Linked DNA regions of Homo sapiens: all the other regions are linked to region 1. The links are chromatin contacts, found by Hi-C in ENCODE. All regions are on one chromosome and are shown on one strand. The core of a region is the stretch at or near the end of the contact, and the rest is flanking DNA. Distances in the headings are between cores, read along the strand shown. Region 1 holds the start of ETNK1 (ethanolamine kinase 1). Region 2 has its middle 22 kb from the start of BCAT1-AS1. Region 3 holds the start of BCAT1-AS1 (BCAT1 antisense RNA 1).

Region 1 (4,033 bases), core at 1,302-3,801:
GCTAATTTTTTTTTTGGAGAGATGAGGTCTCACTGTGTTGCCCAGGCTGGCCTTAAACTCCTGGGCTCAAGCGAACCTCCTGCCTCAGCTTCCCAAAGTGCTGGGATTACAGGCATGAGCCACTGCACCCAGCTATACTGTCTTCAAGTCTGTCTGTTTTCTCACTTTGTTTTTCTTTAATATTGTATTGGCTATTCTGGCTCTTGTGGCTTTGCATGTAAACATTAGAACTGGTTTGCTGATATCCACAACATAACTTGAGGTGATTAGAATTGAATCAGTAGATCAGGTTGATAAGAACTGATATTTCTTGCACATTTTTAAAGTTTTGCTTTTAACATTTAGGTTTCTAATCTTCCCCAAATTAATTTTTATGCATAATAAGAGGGAGGGATCAAAATTTTTTTCTCATACAAAAAGCAATTGTATCACTACGGTTCATTGATCAGTCTGGACTTTCTCACTAATTTTTAATGCTACTTTTGTTATATACAAAGTTCTCATATGTGTGTAGGTTTTGTTCTGGGACTTTATTATGTTCTAGTAGTTTATTTGCCCATACCTAAACCAATATATAATACATCCTGGTAGGGTTGGTCCTCCCAATATATTCCCTGATCTTACCTGTCCCTATCCTCCTCTCCCCAATTACAGCGCTTTTCTTGGACCTTAAGTTTTGATATGAATTTCAATGTCATTTTAACAAGTTCAGTAAAAAAACCCTTTTGAGATTTTAACTGGAATTGCATTATATGTACTGATTAGTTCAGGGAAAATTGAGGCCTTTACATTAATCTTTTCTCATTTATGAATATGGTTCATTTCTCCATTAATTTTATCCATGGATCCTGTACATTTTCGGTTACTTTTGTTCTCAGGTACCTAATAGTTTTTTTTTCTTTTCTTCTACTTGTTAATGGACTCTTATTTACCATTACAAACTAGTGCAGTTTGCAACATAATTTTCAATTAAATTGTTTTACAGTTACATAGTTTTAAAATTCTTAAAATGTCAACTGCTTAATAAAAAATACAATTTATACAAAAATACAAGAGATACTATCTGAAATGTGAAAGTAGTAGTATATTTATGATTTCTCCCCAAAGTGGAAGGAACACACACTCTAATGTTTCTTGTAGAAAATTATGCCTAAATCTGGCAGGGCGCGGTGGCTCACGCCTGTAATCCCAGCACTTTGCGAGGCCGAGGTGGGTGGATCACCTGAGGTCAGGAGTTCGAGACCAGCCTGGCCAACATGGTGAAACCCATCTCTACTAAAGATACAAAAATTTGCTGGGCGTGGTGGCACGCGCCGGTAATCCCAGCTACTCGAGAGGCTGAAGCAGGAGAATCCCTTAAACCCGGGAGGCGGAGGTTGCAGTGGGCCAAGATCGCGCCATTGCACTCCAGCCTGGGCGACAGAGTGAGGCTCCGTCTCAAAAACAAAACAAAAAAAAACAGAAACAAAAAACAAACAAAAAAACCACTAAATTTGAAAAATGTTAAATCAACTTCTTTGCTGTATTATAAAGCTCCATTTCCACCCCTCTTTTTAGTTTAGGAAGTTTACCGTTATCGGTGAAGTAATTATTTTGTTAATTACAAAGGTAAGTAGGTTCTTTCTGAACAATCAGGATGTAAACTTAATGCTAGTGAAGTAATTAAACATTTTGAATGTTAATTAAACTCAGTCCAGTTAAGGGTTTTATTTACTACTAACAAACGTATTCACCGTGTGCTAAGTGCTGCAGGGAATCCCAGCCCGTTTTCCTCCATCTAAAAGGAAAATTAGGAGGTCCCAATACTTTACTTGTAGATTTTCCAGTTTCTACCATTCCCTGTAAGGCACTGAGACGCAAGATTTCAAGGCCCACTCGGGGTACCCTGGCATGGACATCGAGTCGTTCTAGCGCTGAGCTTCAAAACTATTCCTTTCCTTCCCTTTCTTCTTCATACCAGACTCTAATCTGTTCTCCCTAGCTTCGAATTATTCACTGTATGGTCGAACATCTTACTCCACAAATAACCTCTGAAGTGTTGCAGTTGTCTTACCCAAATACCTGAACTCAGCTTGTCCCGAGTACTGCGATCCCGCGTACTGCTAATGGGAATATAGTTAACCCAACTAGTATGAGGTCCCCAGTACACAGCAGCTCCAAGATCAAGGCGACCGAGTAACACTGCTTGCCTAGACTCAGGCCAAGTTCGGAGAGTGATCCTGGGGTTATTTTAGAACGTGTCCCTTGCTTCCCAGAAAAATTCAGTCGTTAACTCAAGTCCAGATGCCCAATGACCATTCGGATAAGGTGAGCTAAAGCTTCAATGCCTTGAGGGGCTTGGCAGGGCTCGGGCTCATCCCGGAGAAGCAGCCCCGCTTTCCAGACTAGCAGTTCCCAGGGATGGGTGTGTGCTAATCGCAGGCCAACAAGCCCAGCGCGGTACAGAGGTCCCATTGTGACCGGAGGCGAGAAACCCCGCCTCGGCACCCTGACGCAGCGCAGGACCCGCCCCGCGCGTGACGCCAGCGTCAGGCCAGCCCCGGCATGCTCTGCGGCCGCCCGCGGTCCAGCTCCGACAACAGGAATTTTCTCCGAGAGCGGGCCGGGCTCAGTTCAGCTGCTGTCCAGACCCGGATCGGCAACAGTGCCGCCTCCAGACGTTCTCCTGCCGCTCGCCCGCCCGTCCCAGCGCCCCCAGCCCTCCCGCGAGGGCGCCCCGGGACGGAAGGATCCACCAGTCTGTCGGCGCCCGCCGTTCTCGTGGTCGCCGTCGCCGTCGTCGTGGTGGTAGTCTCCGCCGTCGCCTGGGCCATGGCCAATTACATCCACGTCCCTCCCGGCTCCCCGGAGGTGCCCAAGCTGAACGTCACCGTTCAGGATCAGGAGGAGCATCGCTGCCGGGAGGGGGCCCTGAGCCTCCTGCAACACCTGCGGCCTCACTGGGACCCCCAGGAGGTGACCCTGCAGGTAACGCCCACACCTCAGCTCTGGGTCTCTTATGCCCCTCACGCGGCTCTGGGGGTCCTCACCACAATCGCCTCTGTCCCACGATGACCGAGGAGGACCTAGGGCAACATCTCCTTAAGTCTATTGGGAAGTGACCCTGTATTTCCCCTCACACCTAGGAGGGTCACTCCCCCTTCCCGTCGCAGTTGCTCTTTGAGATTGACCTGAGGCACATTTTCTCTTTCTAGAAGCCGCTGCGTAAGTGACGGACCCATCCACGGGGGGAGATTCCTGCTGATAGTTGCCCCTCCTCCCACTCCCCAGTCCACGGTCACTGCAAAATGAACCTTTCCACTCCCCTTGCACGGGGTCCTCGTCTACCTCCTCCCCTCCCACCAGTAATGCAGTCATTAATCCTCTCTGATCTTTCCTTCCTCTCCCCTCCCCCTGCGATGTGCTTTCATTGATGCCTCACACTGCGTTTTGTCTTCCCAAACCCTAGCGTACTCAATTCCCAAAGTAATGACCACGACCATGCATCGCTAGGTCGGTTCTTAGGCAGCACCACACACATTGTTTTGTTTGAGTCGATATTTCTGAATTATTAAAGTCGTCTTACTGAAATTAATACCTGATACTAGAAGGAGCAGTGGCTTGTGACTGTTTCCTTTTCATGAGACACCGTGTTGATAGAGAAAAAATTGGGAGGAAAAAAATCCCTGAGACTCTAGGAGTTTTCTAATAAGTTGGAAGTTATGATTTCCACTACGTGATTTTTTTTGAATACTAATCTGTTTTTAGCTTTAGTTTCAGGAACTAGATACAAAAATAGATCTCTTTTTCTCCTTTTCCCTTGCAAACAAAAAAAAACAGTAATTTTCAAGATTGGGATATTTGGGATTTGTTCTAAATCTGAGCAATAATGTAAGAACATTCATTTGAATTAGCCAAATCATCTGCCTCGTTTTGATGACTAATTTATTCACCAATATTTGTTGATTTATTTGCTAAATTCTTCGCTAAACTAGCCAGCCACCCACACAAAGATGAATAAAACATGAGCAGTGCCTAGGGCCCAGAACAGTTC
Region 2 (3,662 bases), core at 924-3,423, 2.2 Mb after region 1:
TATTTTTAGTGTGGTGAAATTATTCTGCATGATACTGTAATGATGGAGATAGGACATTATGCATTTCTCAAAACCCATACAACCATACAGCAAAAAAAGTGAACCCTCTCCTGGTTAACACGTGAAACCCCATCTCTACTAAAAATACAAAAAATTAGCTGGGCTTGCTGGCGGGCGCCTGTAGTCCCAGCTACTCGGGAGGCTGAGGCAGGAGAATGGCGTGAACCCAGGAAGCGGAGCTTGCAGTGAGCCAAGATCGCGCCACTGCACTCCAGCCTGGGCGACAGAGCAAGACTCCGTCACAAAAATAAAAAAGCGAACCCTCATGTAAACTAAGTCACTAGTGGACTTTAGTTAATAATCATGTATCAATATTAGTTTATCAATGGTAACAAATGTACTATGCCATTGTGATACATTAATAATAAAGGAATCTGGCAAGAAGGTTGGTGTGAGAGGAGAATAAATAGAGACGCTCTGTACCTTCTGCTCAATTTTTCTATAAATGTAAAACAGCTCTAAAAAAGAAAGTCTATTAATTTTAAAAAAAAGTTTTTTTAAGTCAATAGCTCGTTCAGATAGACCCAACTAACAAAGATGAAACTAACAACGTGAAAATATTTTCATCTTGGAAATCTCCAAACTTTGGTCACTGAGCATTTGTATTTTGCCAGCTGCCTTGCGTTATCTGAAGTGGCAGGAAAATAGTGACAAAAAAACTCAGGCACTTAGAGGGTGCCCTGGGGATGTGTGTGGCTTTTTCTCCTTCCATATCTTCCCCTGCAGTGACCTCAGCAGCGGGGCAGAACCAGGACAGACAGAGGAAAGTGTGTGTAATTCTCATCCATTCTGGGCCCTGTGGAATTGGAACTTATGCTTACTGCATTGTCACTTGAACATTAAATCTTAAATGTCGAAATATTCTGCAAAGCAGAGAAAGAATTTCAACATGGTATCCCAAAATCTCTTTTCCATACTTTTCTTGGAAGCTCTGTCAAAATAAAAAAATTGCTACTGCTTAAAAAAAAATTATTTTCATGTTCCCATGGAAATTCACAAAGAGAATATTGTATTTGCTTTCTACCACAAGCAGAAATAATTGTTTCTGATGGAAATCATATTAGACATGAATATCATGAAAAATATTATCTAAACTTTTATTTTGGGTAAAATATTCATCCTGTGCCTAAGAGTATCGTACACCCAGAGCAATCAGGAAAATTGCCAACAACTACCCGCTGTGGGACTTGCTACTTTGACAAACATGCTCTACTTCCAGGCAAATTGTAGCACCGCCATCCTCATATAAAACCAGGGAGACAAATTAATCTTAGTAACTATTTGGAGAAAGATATCTGAATATGTCTCGCCCTGCTCTGCCCTAAATCGCAATCCAATATTAACTCATAATCTTTTTCATTGGCTTTAGTAATGGTACCCTTTGAAGACAATCTATGAATATGCATATGGCCTTTAGGCACTTTATTTGCCATTTCATCCAATTAACAGATAATTAAAAATGCTGCCTATGAGTACCTTTTCTCCCTTCCTTTCATCACCAAAGATAACACAGTGCTTTAAGGATGAAGTGCTAGATGCAGGCCACATCAATGGCAGGTCTCAGGAGTATCAAAAACAAACGCAGCCAACCTTCCATTTCACGGAGTCTCAATCACTTTGTAACTTGACCCTCTAGGTTTGGGTTTTAATAATCTGCTATTCTCCTTTAACTAGTTAATGAGTTGTTATTGGGCTAGTCATGTTCCCAAAGTTTCAATGTGTTACTAGAGTCATTTGCATGTGGATTGTCATGGGTGGATTACTTTTTAGCACAAAGAGTAAATCCTACTTATGACTAAATTGGCAGAGAGATCCATTTATAGATACTGGGACCAGTCTTTTCCCTACTCAGTAAGGGGAAGAAATGGACAATATCTAGCCCAAAGAATCAGAGCCTGATTTGATAGAATAGTCAAATAAATACATTTTAAGGGATTTTTTTTCAATACCAATCAAGATAGGCCATTTTAACATTTGTAATATGAACAACCCTCAAACTTCAATGATTCCAGCCAGGTTTTTTTTCTTATTTATGCAACATGTCTAACATAGATCAGCAGGGATCTCTGCCTAATTTAGTCACTCACAGACCCAAGATGACAGATGTTTCATGAAACTTGTGATTCTGTGACCACTGAAGTAGGGAAAAGGAAGTTTGCAGTTGAGCACCAGCAATCAAATGCTTCCACTTAGAAGTGGCACATGTCACCCCTGCTTATATTTTATTGGTCAGAGCAAGTCACTGGCCAAGCCTATCTTCAAGGGGCCAGGAAATCACAAACTTAACAAGGGCCCAGAAGGAGGAGAATGAGAATATTTGTAAATGACTCAATAATTGCCTGCTTCCTGTGATAGTAGTTTAATAATATAATGTCATTTAGTGAAGTTTGATAATTTAGCATTGAGTGTTTCATAGGGCCTGGAAGATCTATAATAAAGTCTCATGTCATGTTGAAGGTAGATATGTAGCGTTGTGGTTCTCTACTTGTCACATTCACTGCAACTCGAGGAAAGTATTTTTTTAAGAAACATACTTTGTTGTCTCTTATTAAAACTTTTTATTCTTTTAGAAAGCAAGAAAGTCTTTGTCTCTCTCCCTCTGAAGAGTCGGTGTATTTCCACATCTAAATTAATTATAATCCATTGACTTTGCAGAGAACCAAGTTATAAACTTTGAATTAGCCCCAAGTGTTAACATATTTTTTTACTTTTTCACCTTGATTTCTCCTTTATAATTAATTTTAAAATTAATTACATTAATTTTATGCATTATATTTGTCCTTTTTATAAGTGACCTCAAGCCCTTTAGTGAAAGAGGTGGAGAGTGATAAAGAATTAGAACTGAAAAAAAAAAAACCCTCACTTTATTAAAGACAATAATTTTCCTGGTTGTGAGGTGCTATAGTAATGCAAGATAGTACCACTGGGGGAAACTGAGGGAAGGATACATAGAATCCTTATGAATTATTTCTTACAATGCGTGTGAATCTAATTATCTCAAGGTAAAAAGGTATATGTGTGTTTTTTAATCTACAATAACCCTCCAAAGAGAGTTGACTACTACTACAGGAGCTAGAAGTCTCTTCTAAAGACTTGAAAAATTCCAAGATTCTCTTTCAAACCAATTACCTCATGAAGAAAATTTCAATTTACCAGGCAATAGAAATCATTGGGGAAAAAACGCTTGGAACCATAGTCAGTAGACATTTTTTATGGATAAGCAAAAAAAAAAAAAAAAGGCAAAGGATTAATACCTAAAGAAAGCTAGGTTGGCATGGTGGTGGCTTATGCCTGTAATGTCAGCATTTTGGGAAACCAAGGCTGGTGGATCACTTGAGCTCAGGAGTTCAAGACCAGCCTGGGCAACATGGCCAAACCCCATCTCTAAATAAATATAAATTTTTTTAAAAAAGAAAGCTAGCTTGCTTCCCTTTTTCTTTCTTTTTTTCCTTCCTTTTTTTTTTTTGAAAAACATATTCACTAAACATCTCCTATTGCTAAAGACTATGGTAGGCAATTGATAAATAAAACAGAAAGGGTGTCTGTCTGCATAGTGCTTATATTTTAATGGAGGAGAGGGTAAACAAGCAAATCAATAAAAC
Region 3 (3,717 bases), core at 885-3,384, 2.2 Mb after region 1:
AGGCACTAAAATCATTGAGGAAAATCCCATGTTATATGGCTTACATTAATGTTTTTCTAGGTAAGGTAAGGTAAGTTACTACTACCAAGTTATGAAACACCATTTGATGATTGCAATTCATTTTCTCTGGCATGAAGAAACAATCACTCTTGTAACACATTGATACTACAAACTACATTATGCACAGGTAGCCAAAGAAATCTATCACAATTCAAATGCAACAGTCTGTCCCAGTAGCATACAGTTGGTATCCTCTATTTTCCATTGTATCCTCTATTTTCCATTCAGGATAGCACAATTGTCCAGTCGCTCTCTTCTCTTCCATACTGCAACAAAAGCAAGAAAACGTGTTTCAGTACAGAAGCTAACAGGGCAGAAATAGCTTACAAACAAACTTAATACCGCCAAGGTTACACAAAAGGTTCGCTTCTGCTTTGAACAACATTTTCACATTAAACATGTTCACATTAAAAACTGGATTAGAGAGAAAGAGAGGAAAAGAGGGACACCATATAAAACATAAGATAAAAGCATACATAGGGAGTTTTTTAAAAACCAAATACCTGAAAAGAATTACAAATTTTACAATTATTGCTGAACTCAAATTCATAGCTGGTATAGGTCCTTTATCTATTTAGGTACATGCCTTTTCATTATCATTTCTCATTGAGTTAACTTGCTTAATGACTGTGACTTTTACTGTGAAAAAGTGATCCTCAAAGTGTATTCTCAGACCACTAGCATCAGCATCACCAGACAACAAGTTAAAAATGCAAATTCCCAGACCTCATCTCAGACTGAATCAGAATCTGGGGATGGGTTCCAGCAACCTGTGATTCAGCAAGCATCAAATGATTCCGACATGCACTAAAGAGTGTTTTATGCTCATAAACAAAAATATGAAGTTGACAAGTCCCATGGATTTTAACAGAGACTCTGTTCTCTAAATCAAAGTTGTTCATGCTGTGTTAGCATTTTTCTTATTTCTTCAAAAGTTATGTAACTGTATCATAGTCAGAATTTCATTCTTTGCATCAGCAAATACTTTGGTTTAAAAGCAAGCCTGAATTTTAATATTCAAAATGAAATTAAATGAAATAGAGATATTCCATACATCACAAATAGAAAGCTAGTTCTATATTCATTCATTCAATCAGTCAGTCATTCAACAAAAATGCCTGTGTTTATAATAAGTTCTCACTCTGTGAGCAATTAATGTAGGCCAATGTCATCATGCCAGGAGTTTTACAGGCTTATTACCTCATTTAATACCCACAGTAACTGTACATAGAAGGTACCATTATCAATCCATTTTATGAATGAGAAAACTGAATATTAGGGAGATTGAATAACTTGCTCAAGTTTGCAGTTAACAGATGGAAGAGCCCAGACCCTAACCAAGCTCTCTCTCACAGCAAATTCCATGTTCTTGACCACCACCAAGACTGCTCGCCATGTGTTCACCGAGCCTTGTGTATTGAGACTGACTTGGAACAGATCTTTCCAAGCCAGTGTATCAGGCCACTAAATCTGTCACTATGGGTTTGCCTAAATCACTCAGACTATGTCTATTTTCACACGAAATGGCTCTTCTAGTCCTAATTTAACTTTAGTTTAAATTAATATAAAACATCAGAATTTCTGAACTAGAAACAATGTTAATAACCATCTAAAAGGTAGGAGATGACTCAAATAAGTGGGGCTCTGGATTTTACTTCTTTACTTCAGAACAATCCTACTTTTATCCATTTTGTATATTGGGATTCCAGGAGTGATCTCTTTTGAAGAAAGTTCTGCTGCATAAAAATCAAGTGTAAGGAGCAATGAATTTTAATCCAAGCTTCTCATCTTACATATAAGGACACTAAGGCTCTAGGTCACCCTTAATTTTGACAAGCCCAGTTCTCTGCCTCTGTCTGATGTTCTTTCTCCTATATCACAATGTACATGTGCTGTGTTTGTCTTAAAGACCTCAGAGAGCAGAATCTATCCAAGTGGTAAAAATACTGGCAGCCAAGAATGGGTCTACCTACCACCTGGTAGTTTACATGCAAAGGGGAATAAAGGAAGCCAAATGACTGTAAGTTTCTTGCATAATCCACACCAGAAAGCATTGCCTACAGACTGTAACTGCCCGCTATTGACTCTGTTGCTTCATGATGAATGCTGGATGAAACATCTTCAAATTCTACCTGATTTATGTATGATGTCAACATGACTTAAGGTAAGGGCAAAATATGTGTTTTATTTTCCTTACTTGGATTCCCATTAATATATTAAACACTTTCACCATTAATAACAGTTCATTGGCATTTTAGCAGATCTACAGAACTGTGATTCATGACTACTGTCACTTCATCTTGAATTTCATCAGTTAAAGTAAATTTGCTTTCAATTAGTTGTTTTAGTTTTATAAATGATCAAAAATCAATTTTGATTACAATGACAGTCGTAGGCCACATATCACTCTGCGAACCTGCATAATATGCACTAAGCTTTACTCTTCTCATTCTGTAATTTATGCTTTTATGTAAAATCATAGCATTCTGAGAAGTGCCCAAGAAATGTGATATTACAGGTAATTCATAATGTCTAGAAGTAGGCATTTAGTAATCAGATTTTCCATTTGGCTGATGGATAATGCAATTTAATTTTTCAAGGGAAAATAATTCTAAGTAGAGATGGCAGATTTAAGCAGAAATAGAAATTATATTATTTCCTTAAGAGTAAGTAAGTATACATAGAGGGAGGGAAAAGAGAAAACATGTCTTCATGGACTAGGATGTCATTATACTCTTGTCATTATACTCTTGTCATTGTCATTACAAAACAACAGTGCAGGCTCACACCTTCAATGTTTGGTAGGGCGGCTGTAAGTCACACTTACTTAGTTTTGTTCACTGGAATCAGAGATGGTGTCAAAGCAACGTGGCAAGTCAGGTCGAGCCTGCGGGATGGTATTTTGAGCCCATGTGGAAGACTTAATGAAATGTGCAGAATTTTAATCTTTTGCAAATTCCAGCGAGAACACTAAACTAAAACACGACTAATGACAAGTTCATTACCTCACATTCGAGGTACATAAGGCAGATAATTTCATACGGCTTTGCTAAATGCCTTTAAATTCCTGGCAAAACAAAAGCACAACCTGCATGTCATGCAGTCACTCTACGCAACGCCAATAAAACTATAGTCAGTGCTGCCTACCAGGTAGCAATCTGTCATTCTTGCTCTAAACCCTATTGAAAGGCTGTGCAAAGCTTTGTAATCCTGTAACACGTGGAGGAGGATGTGCTGGAAACAGAAGGGGCTGGGAAGCTGGTCCAGGGACTGAGTCACACGAGGGCAGTCTGGAAACAAAGTTTGTATGCACACGGAGGACAGCTTAAGACATTGGTAGGGAAGGGGGTGGAGCCTTTAACTTCTTATGTAACTAAGTCATGGAGCTGCTCCATTGAAAACAAGAAAAATACAATAACCACTAATAGTCATTTGTCCTTGAAAACTGTAGCCACTAGTGAGAACATAGATTTTTTTAATTCTATCTGGTGACCTGCAATCAATACAGATCCTGCTCCTATCTCATTCAAGCTGCCCCTTTCCTATGCTTCAGATGTCCATCTCTGGATCTTTGCAGTCGCTGCTTCCCACTTTATGGAGCTTCAACAGCAGCAATGCTGATTATTCACACATGCTCCCCCTGATACTTAAAAGCCA

Evidence for each region. A loop is a pair of places that touch in the nucleus more often than their neighbours do. Pooled maps may share reads with other maps.
Region 2: a pooled map shows a loop between it and region 1 (4-fold over the local background). The contact joins the enhancer-like site here to the promoter of ETNK1 in region 1. A Hi-C loop is called at or near these places in 2 of 50 pooled maps.
Region 3: a pooled map shows a loop between it and region 1 (2.7-fold over the local background). The contact joins the promoter of BCAT1-AS1 here to the promoter of ETNK1 in region 1. A Hi-C loop is called at or near these places in 5 of 50 pooled maps.

Annotation. Positions count from the first base shown.
Region 1 is chr12:22,622,620-22,626,652 of GRCh38, forward strand. ETNK1 (ethanolamine kinase 1) reads left to right here and starts at 2,552. Exons shown (of 8, transcript NM_018638.5): 1 at 2,552-2,967. The coding sequence starts at 2,812. ETNK1-DT (ETNK1 divergent transcript) reads right to left here and starts at 2,427. Exons shown (of 4, transcript NR_135030.1): 1 at 2,054-2,427. RefSeq lists enhancers at 2,197-2,266, 2,797-2,966, 2,986-3,675.
Region 2 is chr12:24,796,323-24,799,984 of GRCh38, forward strand. No RefSeq gene overlaps it. Among named protein-coding and RNA genes, the nearest start is that of BCAT1-AS1, 22 kb to the right of the region's middle. Within about 2 kb of position 2,174, at least 3 of the 41 ENCODE cell types and tissues checked have a DNase peak (open chromatin) inside an H3K27ac peak, as active enhancers do.
Region 3 is chr12:24,817,724-24,821,440 of GRCh38, forward strand. BCAT1-AS1 (BCAT1 antisense RNA 1) reads left to right here and starts at 2,135. Exons shown (of 4, transcript XR_007063245.1): 1 at 2,135-2,224. BCAT1 (branched chain amino acid transaminase 1) reads right to left here. Exons shown (of 11, transcript NM_005504.7): 11 at 1-326. The coding sequence ends at 285.